Linked DNA regions of Mus musculus: regions 1 and 2 are each linked to region 3. Evidence: chromatin loops called from intact Hi-C (ENCODE). Cell type or tissue: heart. All regions are shown on one strand.

What was found. Hi-C counts contacts between places; a loop is a spot of excess contacts. Peaks named below come from ENCODE experiments on the same cell type or tissue, not always from the same donor. Only the 100,000 strongest peaks of a DNase experiment are listed, where the experiment ranks them.
Region 1: a loop joins it to region 3, with 2.1 times the contacts of the local background. A loop is called at or near these places in 5 of 42 quality-filtered maps.
Region 2: a loop joins it to region 3, with 1.8 times the contacts of the local background. A loop is called at or near these places in 2 of 42 quality-filtered maps.

The regions. Positions count from the first base shown.
Region 1 is chr11:76,077,012-76,085,011 of GRCm38, forward strand. It overlaps Vps53 (VPS53 GARP complex subunit), which reads right to left. Exons shown (of 22, transcript NM_026664.4): 14 at 5,431-5,673; 15 at 4,136-4,283; 16 at 29-111. Among named protein-coding and RNA genes, the nearest start is that of Rflnb, 53 kb to the left of the region's middle. In heart, no CTCF peak of the experiment used is centred here; DNase peaks (open chromatin) are centred at 3,520 and 4,470.
Region 2 is chr11:76,038,297-76,046,296 of GRCm38, forward strand. It overlaps Vps53 (VPS53 GARP complex subunit), which reads right to left. Exons shown (of 22, transcript NM_026664.4): 22 at 7,930-8,000. Among named protein-coding and RNA genes, the nearest start is that of Rflnb, 15 kb to the left of the region's middle. In heart, no CTCF peak of the experiment used is centred here; DNase peaks (open chromatin) are centred at 3,945, 4,105, 4,805, 7,265 and 1 weaker place.
Region 3 is chr11:76,127,560-76,135,559 of GRCm38, forward strand. It overlaps Vps53 (VPS53 GARP complex subunit), which reads right to left. Exons shown (of 22, transcript NM_026664.4): 7 at 6,850-6,969. Among named protein-coding and RNA genes, the nearest start is that of Gm46252, 19 kb to the right of the region's middle. In heart, no CTCF peak of the experiment used is centred here; a DNase peak (open chromatin) is centred at 3,532.

The DNA.
Region 1 (8,000 bases), 51 kb before region 3:
CTGCAGCAAGTGCCTGGAAGGTACGTACGTGCTGAATGTGTCCATTTCTCCTGTGAGATTAATTCGTTCAGTCAGGCTCACATCAACTTTTTCTTTGAGTTTTTCTTCTAGCTGTTAGAAAAGGGCAGAAGCAGAAGGGTGTTTAATGATTACCCAAAGGTGTTCCATACTACTGAGGCTCACAAAGTGACGACCCAGACAGTTCTAGGCATGACATGGGACACTTAATTCCCACAGGATGTGAGGGAAGTCCTGTTACCCTGACTTCATAGGTGAGGACTACAGTAGCCACAGCAGGTGATAGGGTCAAATAAGCTCCCTAGAGCCCAGCTCCTTTGGCACCACTCTGGGCTCACTTCTGAGAACACACCAATAGCTCGCATGGTTTGTTCTCTACAGGCTCATGATTTGAGTATTTGGTCCCTAGTGGTGGCGCTATTTTGAAGGCCGTAGAGCCTTTATGAGTTAGAGACTGCATATCAAAAGTGGGTGAGAGCATTTGAAGGTTACAGGAGAACCCTGCCTCCTGGCCAATAGCCAGAGGAGTCTCTTCTCATGTCTGCACAGCCAGGAGCACCATTGCTCTTTCCCAGCGTGGGTGGACTGCAAAAACCTCTCCTCCCTTAAGCCGTATCTATGAAGGAGGGACACTTCTGATCCCTCCTTCTCTTAAGCTGTATCTACGTATAGTTTCCCTGCTTACCCTGTGATATGTAGCCTCCCCAACCAGTGTTGGGAACTTTTAATGAGAGTGACAGTAAAATCAGCCAAGATGTTTGCCAAGGTACCAGATGTCTCAGTGATGAATCAGAAATACATCTTTACTTTGGTCAGCTTAGGGCAGGAGCATTCACATCCTCCGGAGTGATATACGATGGAGAGATATAGGATGGTCGGGATCTGTGCGTACCTAAAAATGCCCTGGGGATGGATAAATCTAGCACTCTTAAGAGAGTCACTCTCACTCTAAGAAGGTGAGTGCTTTGCATTAAGATTTAAAGTGCTCTTAGAGGGATGGAGCCATGCAAGGACTTTTGGAAGATTTAATTCTGCCACTACTAAGGGGTGAGGGGCTGTTTAGAGAACTCAATAGGTCAGACTCCGCATTTGTAAAGTTCTTCCCAGAAGGGTTCATATTACTGAAAACCTGGACACCTATGCGGGAGGGTGGCACAGTGTTCCACAGACCTGTGTTCACATGCTCCAGGGGCCTCTGCTACTTTGCTGAAGATACATCCTAACTTTAAGCATGGCATGGCTCTTGTCATCTATCTCTCTGGTCCCATCTTGCTATCTTTGCCTTGCCTCTGGCATTTACAATTGCAGGGTCTTGGTCTCCATATTTCCTCCCTCTACAATGTCCCTGCTCCCCCTCCTGACTCCATTTCCTAGCCCTCCCAACTCCTCTCTTGGTGTTTGTTTCTTCTCCCACCCTTACTACAGAGTGGCAGGGAAACCCTCGCCTGCTTGCTTGCTATTTGTTTTCCATCTGCTCTAAGTCTCCTGACAGGAAGATGCCTGTCTCCTCTGCACAACACCAGCTGAAGCAGCACATAGAAGTGTATAGTAAAGCTCCCTTGAAGGGATGACAGAATTAACGAGAGACTCAAAACGGGTTGAGAAAGCTGAGGTAGCACTGGTATCAAAAGATGTCTGAGACAGCCAAGTGTGCTGGCCTGGAATTGGAATCCCAGCTATCTAGAGGCAGAGACAGTGAAAACTGCTGTAATCTAGCCTGGGCCAACAAGAATTTGTCAGCTGGATATGGTGACACAAGCTTTTAATCCCAGCACTGGGGAGGCAGAGGCAGGTGGGTATCTGTGAGTTTGAGGCCAGCCTGGTTTACAAACCAAGTCCAGGACATCCAGGACATCTGTGGTTCTGCTATACAGAGAAACTCTGTCTCGACACCTCACCCCCAAAAGGAGAATTTGTCTTAGAGAGACAGAGATAGATAGAAACAGACAGACAGATAGACAGATAGATAGATAGATAGATAGATAGATAGATAGATAGATAGAATGAGAAAGAAAAAAGGAAGATGTCTATGATCTAATTATGAACAAAATAAGGCCACTTTGTTGTAGAATAACATGTAGAATTTGAGACTATTTTTCTTAAAAAGAAAAATGCAAAGTGTTTGGGAGGACATGTTAGCAAGATGGAGAGCAGCAACTGCTTGGAAAGAGGAGGTGCTCTTGCCAACAGCAGCACCGTCTTCCTTACTCTAGCCCTGTGAGAGGTCTTGGGTGGTCTGAAGCCAGGGCGGCACACACGCTAGGTGAGTATTCTACCACTGAATGCCCTAGCCCTATAGTAAGTCTGAAAATCAAGATATATACCACCCAACTTTTACTCTTATTTGTCAATGGTGTTTGGATTCATTGTAAAATTTTCTTGCCTAGGGGCTGGAGAGATGGCTCAGCAGTTAAGAACACTAACTGCTCTTCCAGAGGTCCTGAGTTCAATTCCCAGTATCCTCATGGTGGTTCATAACGATCTGTCATGGCATCCAATGCCCTCTTCTGGTGTGTCTGAAGACAGCTATAGTGTACTCATAAATATAAAATAAATAAATAAATCTTTAAAAAGTTTTTTTCTTGCCTAAAAGGCCTAATTCCCAAATACTCCAATACCCACGGCTGAGCAGGACTTAGCTTTGAGGGCACAGTTGAATCCACTGCAATTCCTGAGTCTGTGGCGACTCTGTCTTGAATTGATCACTTGTTACATGATGTAGCATCTCAAGTTCACTTTTTAAAAACTATTTTATTATTTTATGTATATGACTATTTTGCTTGCATGTATCTATGTGTGCCACAAGAGTGCCTGGTGCCTGTGGACCAGAAAAGGCAACCAATCTCTTAGAAATGGAGTTACAGACAGTTGTAAGCTGCAATGTAGATGCTGAGAATCCAACCTGGGTCCTCTGGAAGAGCAACTAGTGCTCTTAACTGCTGAGCATGTCTCCAGCCCCTATTATGTTTTAAGACAGGGTCTCTAGTCCAGGCTGGCCTTAAGCGCTCTATGTAGCTGAAGAAGACCCTGAACTTCTGAGTTTCCTCTAAATGCAGAGGTGCGGTGTGTCACTTTCCTCACTTGATGTCTAAGATTCTGTGTTAAGAGCTGGGTGGTGGTGGTGGAGGAATAGTGGTGGGGGTAGGGTGGGGGTTGGAGCACACCTTTAATCCCAGCACTTGGAGGCAGAGGGCAATCTCTGAGTTTTTGAGGCCAGCCTATCTATACCCTGAGACCCTGTCTAAATCTCTGAATTAGTGACATTATTTTATGTGTCTTATTCATTCATATACTCTAAACATCTATTTTCCTCATGAGGGGTTTGAACATCTCTGTCTCTCTCTGTCTCTGTCTCCTAGGCCAAAGTGGTCTGTGAGTCATTCCTTGTATATGTGACCACACCCCCAAGTAGAGTATGCTACTGCCTTGGCCTTGGCCTCTGGGCCCAGCTGGCTGACCCTCAAGGAGTATGCTGGACACTTCCTGTGTTCATGTTCTGGCACATAGGAATGCCAAGCTGTCACGTCTGAACTGCCCCTTGTAGCTGACTTCTTAGATGCTTAGGAAATACACATTAACATCAGGGAGAGCAGGATTCTCTCAGGTTGCTTCAGGGGGATCCCAGGCCAAATGGGGAAAAGAAGTCTATAACCCCGTGGAGGGCTGAGTGGCAAGTTCCTCTGGCTCACCTTCTGCAAAGCTAGTTTGTTGAATTGCCTTCCATTGGCTCCATCAGAGGCCTCACCCTTTCTGCTTCACAGTTAACACTTCAAACAATGGTTGTTTGTTATGGTGGACAGAGGATGCTACAAAATGGCAGGAAAGGCTGCTTGGTACCCAGAAGTCAGTTTATTGATGCTTTTCCCATGAAGGACACTGTGCTACTGACCTACTTTTAAGAGGTCATGCCTGTTTTGTAGCTTACATGTGGGTGAAAGCTGGCCGTTTCTCCCCTGTAAGATGGCTGCCTGGGCAGTCTCTGACTATAAGGTGAGTTTGCTCCTGAGAGGCTAAGCGGCCTGCCCAAGGTGGCAGGAGACCTTAGTGGAGCTCACAGGTCCCACTCCAGGCGTGGGAGAGAGCTCTGGGAGAGAGGCGAGCTTGGATGGGTGCTCACCTGCTGGGTGGTAGCCAGACAATACTCGGCTGTGCTCAGGATGCTGCAGATGAGACACAGCTCCTCCAGAGTGAACCTGGCCACTTCTGAGCCCTCCTTCTCTTTGAGGAGGCTGCTGATGGTCAGCCCCCCACTGCTGCTGCTGGTTCTGAAAAAAAGGACAGGAACTAGTCAGGCTGCAGCTGCTAACTTGCTTCCTGAAGCTGCATATTTTATGACAGGGAAGAAAGCAGAGGAAAGGCTGGCTACAGTACAAATAAATCAACACACAATGGGGGCCTTTGCTCCTGACCTTACCTTGACTGTCATCTGTTCAGGCCATCTCACCCACAGGAACAGGAAGACACAACGCCTAGAGAGCGGGGAGCAGTCCTCACCTGGGGTGACCCCATGCTCACCAAGGAGACCAGCTGACCTAGTGCCTTGGCTTGGGATTCCCCGAGGTGAAGATCCCACTTGGGCCATCTGTGGCACAGAATCTGCTTCTCCTTAATCTTTCTTAGTTAAGGTGCATACATGTGGAGCTCATAAGTGCACACATGGAGTAAGACGGCCTAACAGTGCACACATGCGCCCATGAACACACAAGTAGAGAGCAGAGTTGATGATGGCGTCCTCCTCTGTCTTTCTCCATCTGGTTTTGGAGATAAGTCTCTCACTAAGCCCAGAGCTTGCTAGAGTTGGCCTGACTAGCTCCATTGAGGCCCTGGGGTCTTCTTGCCTCTGCCCTCCTGCTGCTGCTGTTACAGGCGAATGTTGTCGAGCCCAGCCTTTTGTGTGGTGCTGGGGATCTGAACTTGGCTCCTCACGCTTGTGCAGGAGACACTGTACCCACTCAGCGTTCTCCCCTGCCCCAATTCACCCACATCTACACTTAGGGCTGTGGTCACAGCATCAGAGGCTGGAAGACAGTCAGAGGAAGAAAGCTTGTCTATCGGGCATCAACAGGCTGGAGCCACATTGCCTCTGCTACTGAGTAACTAACTTCTTTTTTTCTGTGCTGACACCATGTGTACGGTATACATATACATAAAGGCCCAGCTTAGTGATGTACTGTGACCTACACTGGTGTCTGGGGGAACATGCCTGCTGACAGTCGTGGTCAGCTGTGGATGCCATTATAGAAGACATCACCAACAGTGGGTCAGGTCCTTGAGAGCCTGGGAGGAGTGTTTTCTTCTTCGACATTCTTAGCAGTTCAGTAAACAACCTGAGTGGCTTTCCTTTGAGACTCCCATATTTAGGGATATCAGGAGCCTCAATTCCCCGCTGAGTGTGAGGAGAACAGGACTCACTTAGGCAGGTTGCCAGAGAGGATTTTCCAGGCGTATTCTCGGAGGTACTTCTGGAAGATGGTAGTCAGGGCGATCATGGGCTCGCCTGTGCTGAGCTGTGAGCACTGCACCATGCACTTCTTGTAGTAGACAAAGAGGTCAGCGCAGCTGGGGAGCACAGCACCCCCTTCGTCAGTGTTGGGCTTGGGTGGGCCCTGGGCTTTGAAATCTGCCACAAACCGGTCTATCAGCTCGCTGAGGTTTCTGGAAAAGCAGAAATATTGTTTCACTTGGAGAGATCAGGCAGGAGTGCTGTCTGCAAGGACCGAAGCTGTTCCCATGAGTGCTCTTCCCTGGTGCGACCCAAATTTACAAGTGGGCCCATTTTATCCATGTGGCACTCATCTCCCTGCTTAAAAAAATGGCAGTAGCCAGGCGGTAGTGGCGCACGCCTTTAATCCCAGCACTTGGGAGGCAGAGGCAGGCAGATTTCTGAGTTCGAGGCCAGCTGGGTCTACAAAGTGAGTTCCTGGACAGCCAGAGCTACACAGAGAAACCCTGTCTTGAAAAACCAAAAAAAAAAAAAAAAAAAAAAAAAAAAAAAAAAAGATGGCAGTAATGAAGTCTGGCATTTGTAGATTGCTTTGCTCCAGGCATCTCATCACTATGTCTGACCCCAGACCCCGGTGAGGGAGACAGAGCACTGCTGCTCCTTCAGAAGGTGAGAAAACTGACACCTAAAACTCTGTCATAAAACTGGGTGGCAGAACTGGCTGGAGAACCTGCCACAGAAGCATGCACCCCGGAATGCCAAGCACCAGCTCCCCTTTCCACAAACCAAAGTCCCAAATTCTAAAGGTGGTGACCATTTCCTAGACACTTATGATGGCCCAGGAGTCACAGCTGTACTTTATAATCATGTCACAGAATGCTAACTCTTAGCAATAACCCTCGGAGGTACCTACTTTACTATGCCCCGTCTCCAAAAGCCAGGCACAGAAAAACACCTTGTCCAAGACAAGCAGGGTGCAAACCCCCACAGCCTGGACCCCAGCCTCATGCTTTTCACCAGCCTACAAAAAGGCTCTGATGGCAACAAAGATGTAGACATCATGAACCTAAATGTGTCAGAGGATGGATGGCTTTAAAGAAAGAATGCTTTCCTTCTTTAAGATGAATAGTTTTTCTGTAGAACTTTCAGAATTAAAGATGTAAAAAAAAAAAAAAATCTTGGGATATAAGTGGTGCCTGGGAAAAGTGGCTTGCCTGGTCATGATGAGGAGGGTGGCTGGGATCTGTCTCCACTTTCCCAATCAAACATCTCTCAAGTTGCCCTAGTCACTCCAAGTCATCAGGAGCTGGAATCTAGCAGGGCTTTAACTACTGTCCTCTGTACAGCTGTGTTGTGAGGACAATGGGAGGCCCCTCTTGACATGTGGTATCTTTTTAGCTTGCTGGCTAAGGCTATAAGAATCCAGCTGTGTTTTAAAAATATATTTATACAATAAGGAGAAAAAGGCAAGAACCACACACAGCATCGATTAGCAGGAATAGGAAACAATTGACATTTTACTCCAGTGCTTTTGTTACTCGGTTTATGACATCCAGATGTGGCTGCTTAACAGAGCTAGGTCTCTGCCTGTGGAGACAGGCCTCTTTGGATGACCTTTGCAAGTGCCTTGGCCACCACCCCCACTCTGCACAAACTCTTCTTGCCCTACTTTCCCATGGATCCTCACAGCTCTTATGCGGAGAAGGCACCCAGGCCAGTCACCTCTGTGGCCCCACTGCTGGGCCTTCACTTGTCACCTCCTGGCCAAAGCACCTTCCATCTAGCTCTCTAGGCCATGACCCCATTGCACACTCAAACCAACACCTGCTCCCTCAGCTGGAACTGCCATCACCTGCCACTCACTACCACATGATTTGGTTTTGGTTTGTTCATCTGTTTTGAGACTGGCTTTGAACTTATGACTCTCCTCTTGTATTAGCCTCCTGAGTGCTGGGGTATAGTATGTGCTATACACCTGGTTCTTACTATTTTTTTTTTCCAGGCAGGGTTTTACTATGTTGCCCAAACTGGCCTGAAACTTGTGATATCCTGCCTCAGTTTCTCCACTGCTGGAATTACATGCATGTACCACAGCACCTGGTTTTAGCACTTGAGTAAATATTTTTCTGTACTGTGTAACAGGTCAAGCTTTCCCTATCCTGGTGCACAGTGGGTGATGTGAATCAACAGGGCCCATTCCCTGATTTATGCTGTAATTCCACAGTACTGGGAACAGCACTCCAGCAAGTATCTGCCATAGACACAGCTGATTTACAGTGTTAAGGTCTCTGTGTGCACTAGTGGGTCTCCCCTGGGGTGGCGGTATTTGTTCATGCTCCCTCAGCCCACTGCCCTGGCTAGTGTGTCAGGCTATCCTTTACGTTAGTACCCAAAGTATGTTTAGATGACCATCTTCCACATTTTGTTCCTAAGGATGGGAATAAAGTGCAGAAGTAGAGGGGGATAGGGGCCGGCACAGTGAAGAATGAGGAGGAGGAAGAGGAAGAAGAGAAGGAAGAAGAGGAAGAGGAAGAAGAGG
Region 2 (8,000 bases), 89 kb before region 3:
TTCCCTTTCCTTTCCTTTCCTTTCCTTTCCTTTCCTTTCCTTTCCTTTCCTTTCCTTTCCTTTCCTTTCCTTTCCTTTCCTTTCCTTTCCTTTCCTTTCCTTTCCTTTCCTTTCCTTTCCTCTGTGTAGTCCTGGCTGTCCTGGAACTCACTCTGTAGCCCAGGCTGTAGCCCAGATTCTGAGATCCGCTTGCCTCTGCCTCCCAAGTGCTGTTTAAAGGGTGTGTCACCACACTCAGCTTGTTTTCAATTTTTCAAATCAAGATTTCTCAAGTCTGCAAAAACAAAGCAAGCAGCAGTAAATTAGATGCTGGGTTGAAACGTAAATTATGAGGTCATTCAAGACCTCAGGTGCAAAGTATGTTTTCCTTTCTTTTATTCTTGTTTTGAGACTCGTTATGTAGCCCTGGTTGTCCTGGAATTCTCTCTATAGACCTGGCTGGCCATGAATGTACAAAGATCTGCTTACCTTTGCCTCCCAAGTGCTAGTTAAAGGTATGTGCCACCACATCTGGCCTTTGTAAAGAACAGTAACAGTGTCAGTAACTCACTCTGTAGTCCAGGGTGGCCTAACATGCCTGGAGCCCAAGGAGGCCAGAGAAGGCATCAGATCCTCTGGAACTAGAATTAGTGGGTGCTGGGAACCAAATCCCCGTCGTCCTCTGCAAGAGCAACAACTTCTCTGGACCACCGAGCTATCCATCTTTCTAGGCAGTGGAGGGCATCCCTTCATCCTTCTGCCTCAGGGTATCACATACCCTAAAATATGAGTTTCAACATCTTCTCTGATTTCCTTTGAAAAGATTTAAACTCAAGACATGCTATTAATAATAATAGTATTTCCACAGCTATTTTGTACAGCAAGGACCTCATAGCTTATAAAACTTAAAACTATGGAGGAGTGCATGAAATCTAGAAAGATAGAAGGTGGCTTTGTTGAGATCCTGGCTCTGCCTCTTCCTGGACATGTCACACTCTCTCTGGGTTTCCTGGTCCCACACACAAAATGGATCTAACCCTACTTAATAAATAGGCTTAAGAGAAGGTCTTGTTATGCGTCTGTCTGATCTGGAATTTGCCACCTTTCCTCTCTCACAGTGGAAGACACAGATGGCCCTGACAGCTAGGGCCCAGGACCAAGCCACCCTCTTATATTCCTATTTGACAGTGAAGAGTGCCAGTCTCAGAGCCAATACCTGGGTCAAGAGCTGGCAAGATGACTCAGAGTTGGTGCTAACTGCCAAGCCTGACAACCCAAGTTAATCAGTAGGACCCACATACTAGAAGTAAATTAACTCCTGAAAATTGTCCTATGACCTCCATAATGCTCTACTCATGTGTGTGTAAACACTAAAATAAATTTGAAAAATATATAATTCAAAGTTAAAAGAGCATACAATAGGTATGACTAATGTTTGCAATTCTAGCACTTAGGAGGCCAAGACAGGAGGATTGACACAGTTTGAGATCAGCTTGGACTGTAGAGTAAAAAACTCACTTCAAAAAGAGGAGAGAGGACTGGAGAGATGGCTCAGCTGTTAACAAGCATTGGCTGTTCTCCCAGAGAACTGGGGATGGATTCCCAGCACTCACAGTGTGGCTCATAACCATCAGTAATAACTCCAGTTCCCGGGGATCACACACACACACACACACACACACACACACACACACACACACAGAGTTAAGACTCCCCTGAGGCTGGGTCTGTGCGGAGAGATGTCAGTGAATGGTTGTTCCCCTTTGTTTTTTTGGTTTTGGGTTTTTTTTTTTGTTTTGTTTTTGTTTTTGTTTTTTTTCGAGACAGGGTTTCTCTGTGTGGCCCTGGCTGTCCTGGAACTCACTCTGTAGACCAGGCTGGCCTTGAACTCAGAAATCTGCCTGCCTCTGCCTCCCGAGTGCTGGGATTAAAGGCGTGCACCACCACGTATGAGCTGCACTCCTGTTTGCTACTCAGTGGCTGCCTTTGATGGCCATCACGGAGTGCAGCTTCCTTGCACCGTAACACAAACCAAGCAGGCAGGAGCAGCTAGTTGCTTGCCACCACTTCCTTCTAGAAAGCCGTGGCGCCTTTGTAAAGACTTTTCTTGGCCTTGGAAATGGTGGTGGTGGTGGGGGGGGGGGGGAGTTTGTTGAGAAGCTGGTCTTAATTTCTGACTTGTTGAAAAATTGTCCCAAACAGAAGGAGGCGTGGAAATTGTGCAAATTCCATTTGATTATGAAGCAGAAGTTGAAAGAGGTCTCAGATTAAGTGGGAAACAGTCTTAGCTGACCGAGCATTTCACACTGGGGTTTGTCCCAGTTTGTTTTGGTAAAGAGCCTTTGGCATTGTGGTTGGTAGTGCTGTAAGATGGTTGTGAGTGGCACAGACGCTGCAGGTGCTCAGCAAGCACTCTACTGGAGCTATATCCCCAACCCTACAGAGCGGCTTCTGGCTCCTGAGCATCCTGCCTCAGCCTCCCCGGTACCAGGATTATAGGAGTCCATTACCAAACCCTGCCCCCATAAATTTTAATTTATAATCACTCTCTTCACTCCACATTCTCTGAGTCACCATCCCACAAGGCTAGGTAGGAACTTTGCCCCTGAACGCAGGTAATTAGGCAGCCTTGGGGGGTGGGGGTGGAAAACAACTAAGATTCTTTGTCAAGCATTTAATGGATTCCATTCTGTGAGCCAACTGCAGCTTTTCCAATTAGGACTGCCTGTCTCTCCATAATTTGGGGGTTACTATAGGTCAAAAACCAAACCTCACAAAACCCCAGGAGACAACAACAGGCTTTCAGGTAAAAATAACTGGAGAGAGGAGCCACGGACTAGACACTGTACACAAAGCACTGTTTTGGAAGATGGCCTTTGGCAGTGCATTCAAAGGAAATGTGTCCCGCTTTCTGAAGTGGGTACCCTGGCCAACACCGCCAGGAGAGGAAGCTCTCTTCCATGTCTGTAGGTTTATTACTAATGGCTAGAGGAAGTAGATGCTGCCAGGGCAAGAGGAGTGCAGAATGGGAGGCTTCAAGACCTCTTGAGTCAGGTGGGTATCACCATCATAACCTAAAAAGGTAAAAGCTGACCTTGTGCTGTTGGCTGTGAATGCAGCTGGGTCAGGAAAGCAGGATACATTTCTACTTGGCTGTCTGATTAAAGTCAGCCCAGGGAAGGCAGACTGGCCACTTGAGGCTACACACCTACTGTCAGTCCTTCCAGCCACAGACTCAGCCGTGGCGAATGATAACAAGCTTTCATTTACCTCGGCCCAGAGAGACAGACTCACACCTGGTCCAGTGCGACCTGTACAGCCCCGTTGACTCTGTGTCTCAGAGGCACGGTCTCATTCTGCAACCCAGTTGGTCTAGAACTATGTAGCCCAGGCTGGCTTCAAACTCACAGAAATCCTCCTGCCTCAGGTCACTGGGAAGAGCTGGGGTTAGTGGCACATACTCCTTCAATATTAGCACTTGGGAGGCAGAAGCAGGAAGAACAGGACTTCAAGGCCAGCCTTGCTAATTAGCGAAATCAAGGCCAGCCTGGATCTATCTGTCTCATTAAAACAAAACAAAACAAAACAAAAACCTCCAAAGATTACTGAAAAGATTTATAATCCTTTTTCACAGATGTTACAAGCTAAGGCACAGAGGATCAATGTCTGGCCCAATGTCAGAGTGCTAGGACCAGACCTGCAGAGCAGGGATTCTGTGGAAGTTTCCATCCCGGTCTGCTTTTGTTTCCAGTGGACACATTCTTCATAGGCCACTGCTCACCAGTGCTCCCTTTGCCTGGCTTTGTAGGTGAGAAGGCGGAGGACTGGTAGGAAAATCATCCTACACGAAGCCCTCCAGGGTGGGTAATCGGAAGTGCTTCTTTTCTCAAGAGAGTCATCCCTGGCTGGCCTGTGGAAGCAGGAGCTGGTGACGATGGATGGAAAGTAAGTAAAGATCTCAGGCCAGACTAATGGAAGTGCTGCAGCAGATTTTCCACTGTTGAAAGAAACATCAGAATTCCCTAAAAGATCTCATTGCAGAATGCCCACCCAGCTGTGGAGGAGACAGGACTAAGTTGCTCTGCATAGGCAAGGGATCTCTGGGCAGCCACATGGGAAACTGGGCTGAGACTGGGACAGGAAGGGGAGGGAAAGCCAAGGGATGGAAACTCGGTGCAAAGTGGAATCCAAACCAGAAGCAGAACACTTGACACACATTCAGACGCTGGGTGCCACTGCAGTTGGACGGCCAGCGATGGCTCAGGACTGCCACGTTCTCTTTAGACTGTTCCCTCCACCTGCCTCACTGCTGGAAGGGAAGCTCGAGGCTCTTCCTAGGGTCCCTTCTGTTTTCTGTCAGCAGTAGAGAAGACATTCTAGCAAATGACATTCAGTAATGCTTTAATTAACTGAAGTATTTTTGTATTTCAAGATGCACCAAGAAATTAATTCCAGATGGGCAAAAGGAAAGACACTTACACAAAAGAATGATCTTTTTTTTGAGAGAAATTTACATCTCCCAAAGGTGCAAAATTCTGCAGGTTCAACATGCTTTTTTGACGGACAGTTAGGATGGGACTGGAAATTTTTATTTCATTTGTAAAACGTAATGGTTCTCTTCATGTCTGCTGGCTTTTCACAAGCCTGTTTCCAAGGCTACTTAAATGGCCCGATGCAGTCAGCCCGAACTATTTTATTTTTGGGAATCCAACTTGGAGTAGACAAGAAGTGTGGAACTTGCCTTCCCCCTCAAGCAAACTGGTTATTTTGAGACCTCGCTTCCTAGGGAGAGGAATGACATTTCCAGCTGCGTGTTTCTGGCACTTCCCTGAGCCTTCTGTAAACAGGGAGCCAGGCTTCCTCTTCCAATAGCAACTCAAAGGGGATGGGCCTGAGTAACACCCCCACAGCAGGCAGCAGGCAGGACCTGCGCTCTCTGTTCTAAGAGCCACTTGAGATGTATGCACAATGGGCACCTTTCTGGGTGCTGGGCAGAGTCTTGGGTGCTGAGTCTTTGTTCTGCCAGAAAAGAATTTTCTTTTCAGTGACAGACATGAACCCAAGGCTTTGAACCTGCAAGGCTCTGTGAGAGGCCAGTGGTTCTTTGTGGCTCCTGTTTTGTAGGCATAGTCTAAATGAAACTTTCTCTAGCCTGACATCTCTAAGCCAGCTATCTGCTCTAACAGAAGATATGCAAAGAACTCTTAAATTTTGTTGCTGTTGTTCATTCTGTTTTTCTGCTATAGGGTCTTACTATGTAGCCCTGGTTAGTCTGGAAGCCACTACACAGCCTGGCCTCTAACTCCTGAGGTCTGCCTTCCACTGCCTCCTTAGTATTAGAATTAAAGGTACGTACCATATGCCTAGCTATGTATGTTTTGAAGTAGAAGTAACAATAATAGACAAAGCTTCTGGCTGAAGCCTCAAGTTAGATAGCCAGAGAAAATGGGCTACAGGACTCTTTCAATAAAGTCCTTTTCTTTTCACTGCAAGGGGTGATAGCATTCTACAGTTGGTCCTCTATACCTGTGGGTCACACAAGTGTGGTTTCAACCAAAGGCAGTAATAGTGTCTGGGAGGTGGGGAGGACTGGGCCTGTCTGAGCCTACAAACTAGTTTTTAAATTGTGACTAGTCCCTAAGCCACTCAGTGTTAACAACTATTTATTTCCAGGTATGGAAGTGCACACCTGTAGCTGAGAATCCAGCTTGGGTTATGAATTCAAGGTCAGCCTGGACCACATTGTGAGACTGTATTAAAACAAAACAAAACCACTATCAAAAACCAAAAACAACCCCAGCAACCCAACTATTTATGTAGTATTTACATTATATGAGGCACTATACATAGTCCAGAGGTACTCAGATTCAACTAAAGGATGTGCTGGGATTGTTTACACACACGGTGCTATTTTATAGAAGAGACAGAGTATCTGCATGGGGTGTGTGTGGTCCTGGAAGCAGTCTCCTGTGGATACTGACAGACAACTGTAATCACCTGTGTGGCTCCTAAGCATAGACCCAGCAGGCTCCTCTGCAGACTCACAGTTCAGTCTCTAGACATCTGCATTTCTCAGAGGGCCCCGAGGGAGTCTAATGCATTCCCCAGGTGAGGAAGAGGCTGTACAGAACATGCTGGATTCAGTCTTCATCAAGAAGACATTTAACATAACTCCTACTGACACCTATCTGCTGGCTCCTACGTGGTTTCTGACAGCGTGATACATCAAGTCAGTCACTTCGCTGCTGTGACCACTGACTGGGAGAAACAGCCGCTTGACCGCTCAGTACCACCATAGAGATTGGCTGGAAAACCAGCCTCTCATGAATGAGCCAAAAAGACAAGTTTAATAAGCTGTGTGCGCACAGCACACAGTACACAGTAGCCAGGGGTGGGAGGAGCCCACTGGCTTCAGCTCCCCAGGGTGGGTGGCAGGTGGCTGACTTGGCTGTGCTGTCTGGGGATAGCCACATGCCTGCTTTCCAATAGGGCAGCACAGAGGGGACCCCCAGCCCCCAGCTAAGGCCCAGTGAGCTTCTGCACTTGTCTGGGTTGTGATACATCCTGACCAAGGGCCACACATCTTTTCCTTGCTACTTGTTTTCTTTCTGATTAGAATTTAAACATGCTTAACACACGAGAGTGATTCCTCCTAGCAAGAACAGGCTAGGTGCTGATGAAGAAATGAGGCTCTAGGGCTGGTGTGTAGCCCAGGGGTTAAGAGAACAAAGGAGAGAAAAGGAAGGAGGCCCAGATCAGAGCTGAGCACTCTGATAGCCGGAGATAACCAGGCGAGCCTTCCTGCTGTGGCGATCATGCTCAAGAAGTGGGTCTGGGATCTGGGATCAAGTCTAGGGCCCAGATCTTTCTGTTCTAACAGCTAACACGTTTAGTACCAGGACGAAAGCTGTCAATAAAGGTGGTCACACTGAAGTTGTGGTCACATAACAGAGCCTTGGTTTCAAGAGCAGCGAGAGCAGGGTGACGTCTGCACTGGTAAGGTGCCTGTTTCCCGGAAGTGGGGTGACTCCCCTGCAGAACTGGATTTCAAGAGCTGGTGGTGGGCAGCACAGGCAGAAGAGCTGGGCTGTGCTCTGGGCTGTTTCCGGTTCTGAGCCTGGTGTGCACGGTCAGTATCATGGTGGTTTTTCTCAGCAGTAGTCATGATGTGCTGCTGTGGTACTACATCAGCCACCAGGTCTCAGGGCTCTGGAAAGTACTCTGGACTTGAAGCATCTGAGCGAGTGGGAAGTCAGACGGTCAGACTTACTCTTTTCCTTCCCACAGCTTCTGCCAAGAAAGCCCTTTCAAGGGAAATTCCCGGTATCTCTCAGCAGACAGTCTCCTTCCCAGGATCCAGGGCTAGACAATGTGTTCATGTGAACAGGGAGAGTGCCACAAAGACCCCGCCTCTAAGTCAGCTCTAGGTCTGCCTCCACACCAGCTCAGGAGCCCACCACAGGCAAGACCCCTGCTGCTCAGGCTGGGCACACCAGCACTCACACAGTCTGTCTCCTCCATGGGCAAGAGACTCAGTGGGCATCTCTCTTCTGGAGAGTACAGAGACATGGGAGAAAACAGGGGTAGCTTGGCCATGTTATGGAAGACAGCAGATTGAGTCCCAGAAACAGTTATTTACATGGAAAAGTGCTAATACTGCAGGGAATTGGTAAAGAGGCCAATATCCCACTCTGCCACCAGCCACTTGGCTCACTCAGGCCCCCAGGCCAATTCCAGAGACAGAGAGGGAAAAGGACCTCACAACACAGATGGAGAAAGAGGTAAGATCCAGGCTTCCTCAGCCAAGCTGCAGGCCCTGGCTGGTGTCGAGGGCTGAGTGGGGAGATGACATGGGTCAGTGACAACTCAACCATCACAGGCAGCCTGGGGACAGCAGGTAAACCACAGGGACCTTTCAACCACTGCTGCCCCAGCTTCAGGGATGGAGATAATCTAAAAATGCCTTTTAATAACACAGATTTCACTGAGCTTCCATGACTGAGATAGAAAATAAGACATGT
Region 3 (8,000 bases):
AAAGTACCCAAGGAGCTAAAGGGATCTGCAACCCTATAGGTGGAACAACAATATGAACTAACCAGTACCCCGGAGCTCTTGACTCTAGCTACATATGTATCAAAAGATGGCCTAGTCGGCCATCACTGGAAAGAGAGGCCCATTGGACATGCAAACTTTATATGCCCCAGTACAGGGGAATGCCAGGGCCAAAAAGGGGGAGTGGGTGGATAGGGGAGTGGGGGTGGGTGGCTATGGGGGACTACTGATATAGCATTGGAAATGTAAATGAGCTAAATACCTAATAAAAAATGGAAAAGAAAAAAAAAACTAGGTAAAGGATCTAAATATGTGTTTTTTCAAGGCAGGCATAAAATCAACAGGGTATATGAAAAAAATGTTCAATATTACTTTATCTCCAGAGATGTATACTCAAATCAAAACCTCCAAAAGGAGGCCAGATTTGGTAGTAAACACCTTTAATCCCAGCACTCAGGAAGCAGAGGCAGGTGGATTTCTGAGACTTTGAGGCTAGCCTGGTCTACATAGCAAGTTCAAGGACAGTCAGGGCTACTTAGATACTGTCTCAGAAAGCCAAACCAACCAACCAACCAAATAGAAATTTAGAAACCGGGGCTGGTGAGATGGCTCAGTGGGTAAGAGTACCCGACTGCTCTTCCGAAGGTCCGGAGTTCAAATCCCAGCAACCACATGGTGGCTCACAACCATCCGTAACAAGATCTGACGCCCTCTTCTGGAGTGTCTGAAGACAGCTACAGTGTACTTACATATAATGAATAAATAAATCTTTAAAAAAAAAAAAGAAATTTAGAAACCAACAGGAGCTGGCTAGAGAGCTCAGTGGTAGGAGTCATGAGGACTGAGTTCATATCCCAGCACCCATGCCAGGTGTTCACAAACACCTTTAATTCCAGCTCCAAGGAATCCAACATATACATACACATGTATATACAGTCACCTGGACACACACATGCATAAATAAAAATAAAACAAATCTGACCCAACTATATCACTCTTGGCAATACACCCAAAAAACACCCTACCATACCACAAAGACACGTGCTCCACCATGCTCATAGCAGCCTTATTTGTAATACCAAAAGCTGGAAATAACCCAGATATCCTAAAAACTGAAGAATGAATACAGAAAATGTGGTTCATTTATACAATGGAATACTACTATTCAGCTATTAAAAACAAGGACATTATGAATTTTGCAGGCAAATGGATGGAACTAGCTAATATCCTGAGTGAGATTACCCAGACTGAAAAGGACATGCGTAGAATGTACTCACTGATAAGTGGATATTAGCCAAAAGTACAGAGTACCTAGGACACAACCTACAGACAGTAAGAAGCGTAACAAGCAGAAAGGACCAAGTGAGGAGGCTTCAATCCCACTTAGAATAGGGAAGGAAATAATCACGGGAGGCAGAGGGAAGGGGGGATCTAGGTGGGAGAGGGCAGAGTGGGGGGGGGGGGAGAAAGGGGAAACAGGATCAGATATGGGGGGAGGAGACAGGAGAGAAGCCCAGAGGGCCAAGAATATGAATGGAAATAAGCAGCTTCAGGAAGCAGGAGGTGGGAGGACCCTGTAAAAAGTACCAGAGACACAGGAGGTGAAGTGAGACACTCTCAGGACTCATTGGGGGTGACAGTAGCCAAAATGCCCAACACTGGGGAAAGGGAACTCTAAGAGTCACCTCCAGTAGATAGGCAGGGCCTCAAGTAGAGGGACAGGGTTACTAATCCACAGTCAAAATTCCTGACCCAGAACTGTTTCTGTTTAAAAGAACTGCGAGGACAAAAATGGAGAAGAGACTGAAGGAAAGGAGGTCCAATGACTAGCCCAACTTGGGATTCATCTCATAGGGGGTCGGGTGGGGGACCAAGGCTGATACTAACAATGCTATGATGTACTTATAGACGGGATCCTGGCGTGGCTGTCCTCAGAGAGGCCCTACCTGCAGCTGACTGAGACAGAAGCACATACTTACACCCAACCATTGGACTGAAGTTGGAGACCCCTATGGTCGAATTAGAGAAAGGATTGAAGAAGCTGGAAGGGAGACCTACCCCAGAGGAAGACCAGCAGTCTCAACTAACCCAGACCCCAGGGAGCTCTCAGAGACGGAGCCATCAACCAGGAGCACACACGGGCTAGTCGGAGGCCACTGGCACATAAATAGCAGAGGTCTGCCTGGTCTGGCCTCAGTCGGAGAAGTTGTGCTTAATCCTAGAGAGACTTGAGGCTCCAGGGAAGGGGGGTCAATTGGGTGGGGGAAGCAGCCTCTCGGAGGTAGGTGGGAGGAGGAATGGGATGAGGAACTGTGGGAGGGGGAAATGAAAGGGGGCAACAACTGGAATGTAAATAAGTAAAATAATTTTTAAAAATTCAGAAATAACTCTTGTTCTCTTGCTCTCTCTTGCTCTCTTGCTCTTCCTCTCTCCTTCCCATCCCCTTCCCCCACCCCTCTTTTCATGTGCTTATGGCCATGGTCAGCCTCTACTTCTCTCCGCCTTTCTCTGCCTCTACTACCCTCTTAACTTCCCTCCTCATGCCCTAAATAAACTCTATTCTATACAAACAAAAAAAAAATCAGAAATAAAACAAAAAACAAAAAACAAAAAAAAACAACCTTCAATGAGATATTACTTCACTTCTTTTTGAGACAGTCTCACATGGCAAATTCCTGATCCTCCCATCTCTGCCTCCAACCCTGAGATAACAGGTCATCAGGATGACTAATATCAAAAGTAAGGAGAAAGGTAAGCTCTGCTGAGGATGTAAAGATGAGAACACTTGGACACCAGGGCAGAGGTGATGAGTGATGCAGCTATTATGGAAAATAGCATGAAGGCTCTCGGAAACCCCAAAATGAATCTACATAGGGTATATACCCAAAGGAAATGATATCCACTCTATACAGATAGCTGCCCTGCCCTGCTCACAGAAGTTTACAACAGCCAAGATATGGAAACAAACATTGTTTTTGATGGACAGATATGGTTTAAAGATCCAAGGTGCATATATCCAGTGAGATTTTATTTAGCTTTTAAAAAGAAGATGCTGACAACTGAAACAATATGGATAAACTCAGAGGACTTAGAGTAAATAAGCCAGACACAGAAAGATAAATATGGCGTGATCTCTCTTAGGTGTAGACTCTTTAAAAACTAAAGTCAAATACAGCTGTTCTAGTTATCTGTGGGCCTACACTGACAGATTAAACTATGAATCAGAAAGCTGGGTGTGGGGTGTCAGGTAGGGCTGGGGTTGTGGAAGAGCATGTGCTTAGAATTCATAGGGCCCAGGAAACAGGGGCCACACAGCACATTAATGCAGGCAGATGACAGAAAGGATAAAAGAATGGGAACACCAGATCACTGAGTCACCGAGACTAGGGCAGGCTGTGCCACCTTCCTGCTCCTCCCTAACCACTGAGAGCACAGCTTCCTCCACCCATGGGTCCTACTCTCCTAAACTCATGACATCCTGCTCATGGACATTCTTGGCTGTTTCAGATTCCCAGTCTGATATGGCAACCAGCCACCTCTAAGTGTAAAAAGGTTAGGAAGGACGAGGGGAAGGGTGGCGACTTCCCTAACACTTTGCCAAGCCTATTCCGACATTCCTTAAGAGTCCCTGAACATCTCCACTGTAAGACGGTACACCTAGCACATACAGAAACCTCCCTTCCTGTCTCAGATTCTTAGAAATGATGAAAAGACTTAAATAAGAACCAAAAACCAGGCAAAAGGGGAACTGGTAGATTAGACTGTCTGTGGGTTTCCTGGTAGAACAAAATCATAGCTTAAGAGTGTTTCTCACAAATGAGAAGACATGGAAGCTGGAGAAACGCTTCCATGTTAAGAGCAACTTTTGCTCTTGCAGAAGATCTGGGTTCAGTTCCCAGAACCCACATGGTGGCTAACAACTTCCTCTCAGTAGCTCTAGGGGATTCAAAGCCCACTTCTGACAAACATAGGCACTAAACGCACACACGGGCATACCTACAGATGCAGGTCACACATGGTGCACACAATCTAAAAGCCAGATAAAATATAAGGAAAGACAGGAAATGATAGACACCAGGAGCGGGGGAGTTCTAAAGGGAACCTCTAGATGTGTCTGGCTCCAGTCACAGTAATGTGGATGCCAGAAGCTGTGCTGCTTTCTTACCCTAAATGCTCAGCCTTACACTGATTTGGCCCCTTGGGTCTGTGAGTCTCAGCAGAGGTCTGAGAGTTATCAGCATTTAAGAAGATCAGGTGCCTGGCAAGTCATCTGCCAGCTCCTGCAGGTCTGGCCCCAGGAACCTTAGAAAAGCTATGTGGTACCCTAAACACAATATCCTTCCACTCCTCAATAGCAGGTGGTAATGATTTCTGATCAGAGTAATAGAGAACATATAATAATAATAATAATAATAATAATAATAAACAATTTTAAAATCCCACCAAAAAATATGAACTTTCAGCTGAGACTCACCAAACATCTGAGTGCTACTACCAAGAGTCAACAAGCTGAAGACCTTACACCACAGGACAGACAAACACACAGGCAACCCAGAGCCTTCAGAGATACTAACAGTTTTGAATCTCTGAGAGATTTCAGAGGATATTATGCCCCTGAGGAAAAAATCATCTAGATATTTTAGAAATTAAAACCTGCTGTTTCAGTAAAAATTCTTAATAGCTGGGCCAAAGAACAGAGTGGGCATCAGTGAAGAACAAGGTAGAACTGGAAGACTGAGCCCACAACTCAGAAAGCAACCCCAAAAGATGAGGCAGCAGGTTACAAGTTACAATGTTCGTGTATAGGAGTTCCAAAACAAGAGACCAAAGGAAACAAACCCCAAATACCACTCTAAGAAAGAAATAAAAGAAAATAGTTTATTAGAACTTAAGAAATCTGAGTCAGGTATGGTGGCACACACTTTTCATCCCAGCACTCAGGAAGCAGAGGCAGGCAGATCTCTGCGCAAGTTCCAGAAAGCCAGGACTGTACAGTGAGACCAAGTCTCAAAACCAAACCAACCAAATGAACACCAAACAAACAAAATACTGTACAGAGGAAATGTAAATGGTCAATCATCAGTTACTAAGGAAATTAAAATTAAAGGAAGTAGATAGAGACTTCCATCTCCCAGACTGACTAAAATAAAAATCAGCAATACCACATTTGTTCAAGGCATGGAGGAATGGGTACTCAGCACTTCAAGATGGTATTGTGAATCTACAAAGCTTGTGGGGGAGTAAATGAGTGGTGGCTATTACAATTTTAAATGCATTTTTAAATTTAAAGGCTTTAGATCTACTTGCACACATGTGAGAAGAGGTATGTCTTAAGAATCAGAATAAGGCTCTAGGGACATGAAGACAGCAAACTAGCCTGGGACATGCTATCCTATGGTAGTCCACACACAGAATGAGGCAGTTCTATAGCTCACCATAAGTGCAGAGGAGACAGTCTAGAGGGAGAACAAGCTAATAGCAGTTACTCCTTCTAGGAGGTGCAATAGGATTGGAAATGTAGCTAAGAGAACTGAGATATACTTGTTTATTTATTTTTTGTCTTTTTCTTTGTTAGTATTTTGAAAGGAGGTCTCATTATAAATCCTTGGCTAGACTCAAATTCAAAGCAGTTCTCTAGCTCAACTTCCTGAGTGCTGGGACTACAGATGTAAGCCATTCACATCCAGTTTAGACTTTTTAAATAAAAGCAATTGTGTATTTATGCTACTTGTATAATTACATAAAGAAAACAAAGAATGGACATGTGTGGCAGGCAGGTCTTCCTATGAGGCAGAATGAAAAAGTGCAGCTGGGGGCCACGCTGCCTTTGCTTGGAGAAAGGTTAAGGATTCTTAGATTTTCTTTCTGTGGTTATCTCTAATAGAAAAGGCGAAAGGCACTGAACTCACTCTCCCCTCCCTTCTTCAGAATCCTCTTTTTCCTCCTAAGAACCTTCTCACTGGATCTGAACCTAGGACCAAAGCTTAAGGGTGGGGCTGGAGAGATGGCTCAGCAGTTAAGAGCACTGACTGCTCTTCCAGGGGTTCTGAGTTCAATTCCCAGCAACCACATGGTGGCTCACAGCCATCTGTAATGGGTCTGAAGCCCTTTTCTCATGTGTCTGAGACAGCTATAGTGTACTTATACAGGGAAACCTCAAGGATGGTAGAAAGAAAGCACAAGATCAAAGAGAAACTCCTCCCTGTAATGTTTGACACCAGTGTGTCTAAAGCCTGCCACAGCATCCATCCACCCCACATGCTGCCTTCACCAGTGTGCCACTGACATTCATCAGAGGAAAAGGAAAGACATGTTTTTTTCCTCTTGACTCTCAGTGGCTTTGTGATGTCACAAGGCTTCAAAGGTTCAGTTCTTTTGGTGCTATCATCCTTAGAGCTCAACCGTCCTACTATGAGAAAGCCTGAGACACCCATGAGGACAACACAGATCTCAGTCCATAGGCTAGCTGAGTTCTCAGCTGACAGTGAACATCATTTACTAGCCATGGTAGCCAGCTCCTCTGGTTCCATCTTCAGCTGCCTTAACTGATGGTGTCTGGAGCAGAGAAGAAATATTACCCAAGCCTGGCCAAGTCTTATGATCAAAATAACTATTTTAAACCAACAGTTCTGCAGACAATGGAGAGTTGTGCACACACATACATACACATGAGTGTACTAGTTGACTTGGGTAGGCTGCAAAGACAAGGTATAAAGGGCACTGTAGGGTGAGGTCACATAGCATCTGCAGCTGCTTCCTAGAATAAGGTGGAGAAAGCATGCAGCACCATCTTTTCTTATGGAAAGACCATTGTCTGTGAGGATATCTTACCTTTCAGAAAGCTGTCGGATCTGTGGGATTCCCATGTATTTGTGAAAGTGCTCCAGAACATTCATTACACCCTGAAGGAGATTAGCAACTTCTCCATACTGTCTGCGCCTGGTCATGGCTCTGCAAGGACAGAAGTTGAGACGTAGTCACTGAAGAGACAAGATAGAAGACGTGGGACGACTTGCGAGACCCAGATATCTCTGAAGACACAAGATAGCAGGTGTGGGATGATCTACAAGAGCTAGATTTAGTATAAGTACTGGGGAAGGAAAGATTAGGATTTAGCTCCAACTCTCAAGGTGACATCATTTAATAATGGGAGTGTCAAGTAAACATTTAACTAATAGCAAGAGAGTAAAGTATGGTCTAAATAATATTGTAAACTATAGCCACAGGGCACAAAAATGTGTGTGTGTGTGTGCGTGTGTGTGTGTGTGTGTGTGTGTGTGTGTGCGCACGCGCACACGCTCAGTGGGTGGCAGAGGGGACTCTGGGAAGACTATGGGTTTGAGCTGGGCATTGCATGAAGAATGGGATTTTGAGATAATGTTGTATAAAATATTACTGATGATTGTGGTGCACGGAAAAACCAAGCCATTTTTCTGGATCACAGAAAAGGAAGATTGTGATTTCAAGTTAACTGTCACATTTAGTTTTAAGATAATGATAAACAATGGCAGCTGAGATGACAACTTGCCCTACTCCTAAGGGTAATGAAGCTTAAATAAACGATGCTGATAAAATCAAGTTATACATGGTAATGAAGTACAAACTAGTAGGTCTACACTGGCTTTCACATTAAATGTGTAATTCCCTTATAAAACATTTCAAGGAGAGGCTCAAGGTCAAACCATGGTACTCCATTGCCATCTTGACCTGCTAATACAAAGTGTCCCATGGGAAGGAGGAAGGGAGATGGTTCTTGCAGTCCCATTTGCTAGCTGCCCTGGATGATCACTCCTCCAATGGACTAGGGCTCCTCTGCCACCTTTTGTATGCCCAGCAGCAGTTAGGAATGATACAACCTCTCCTCCTTCCTTCTGGGCATCCTTCATTCTTGCCAGACCTGCATGTCTGTGAAGATGGCAGGCTTGCACACATGAGAAATTCCACTAGGACTAAAGCAGGGGGAATCGGCCTGAGACCCATTG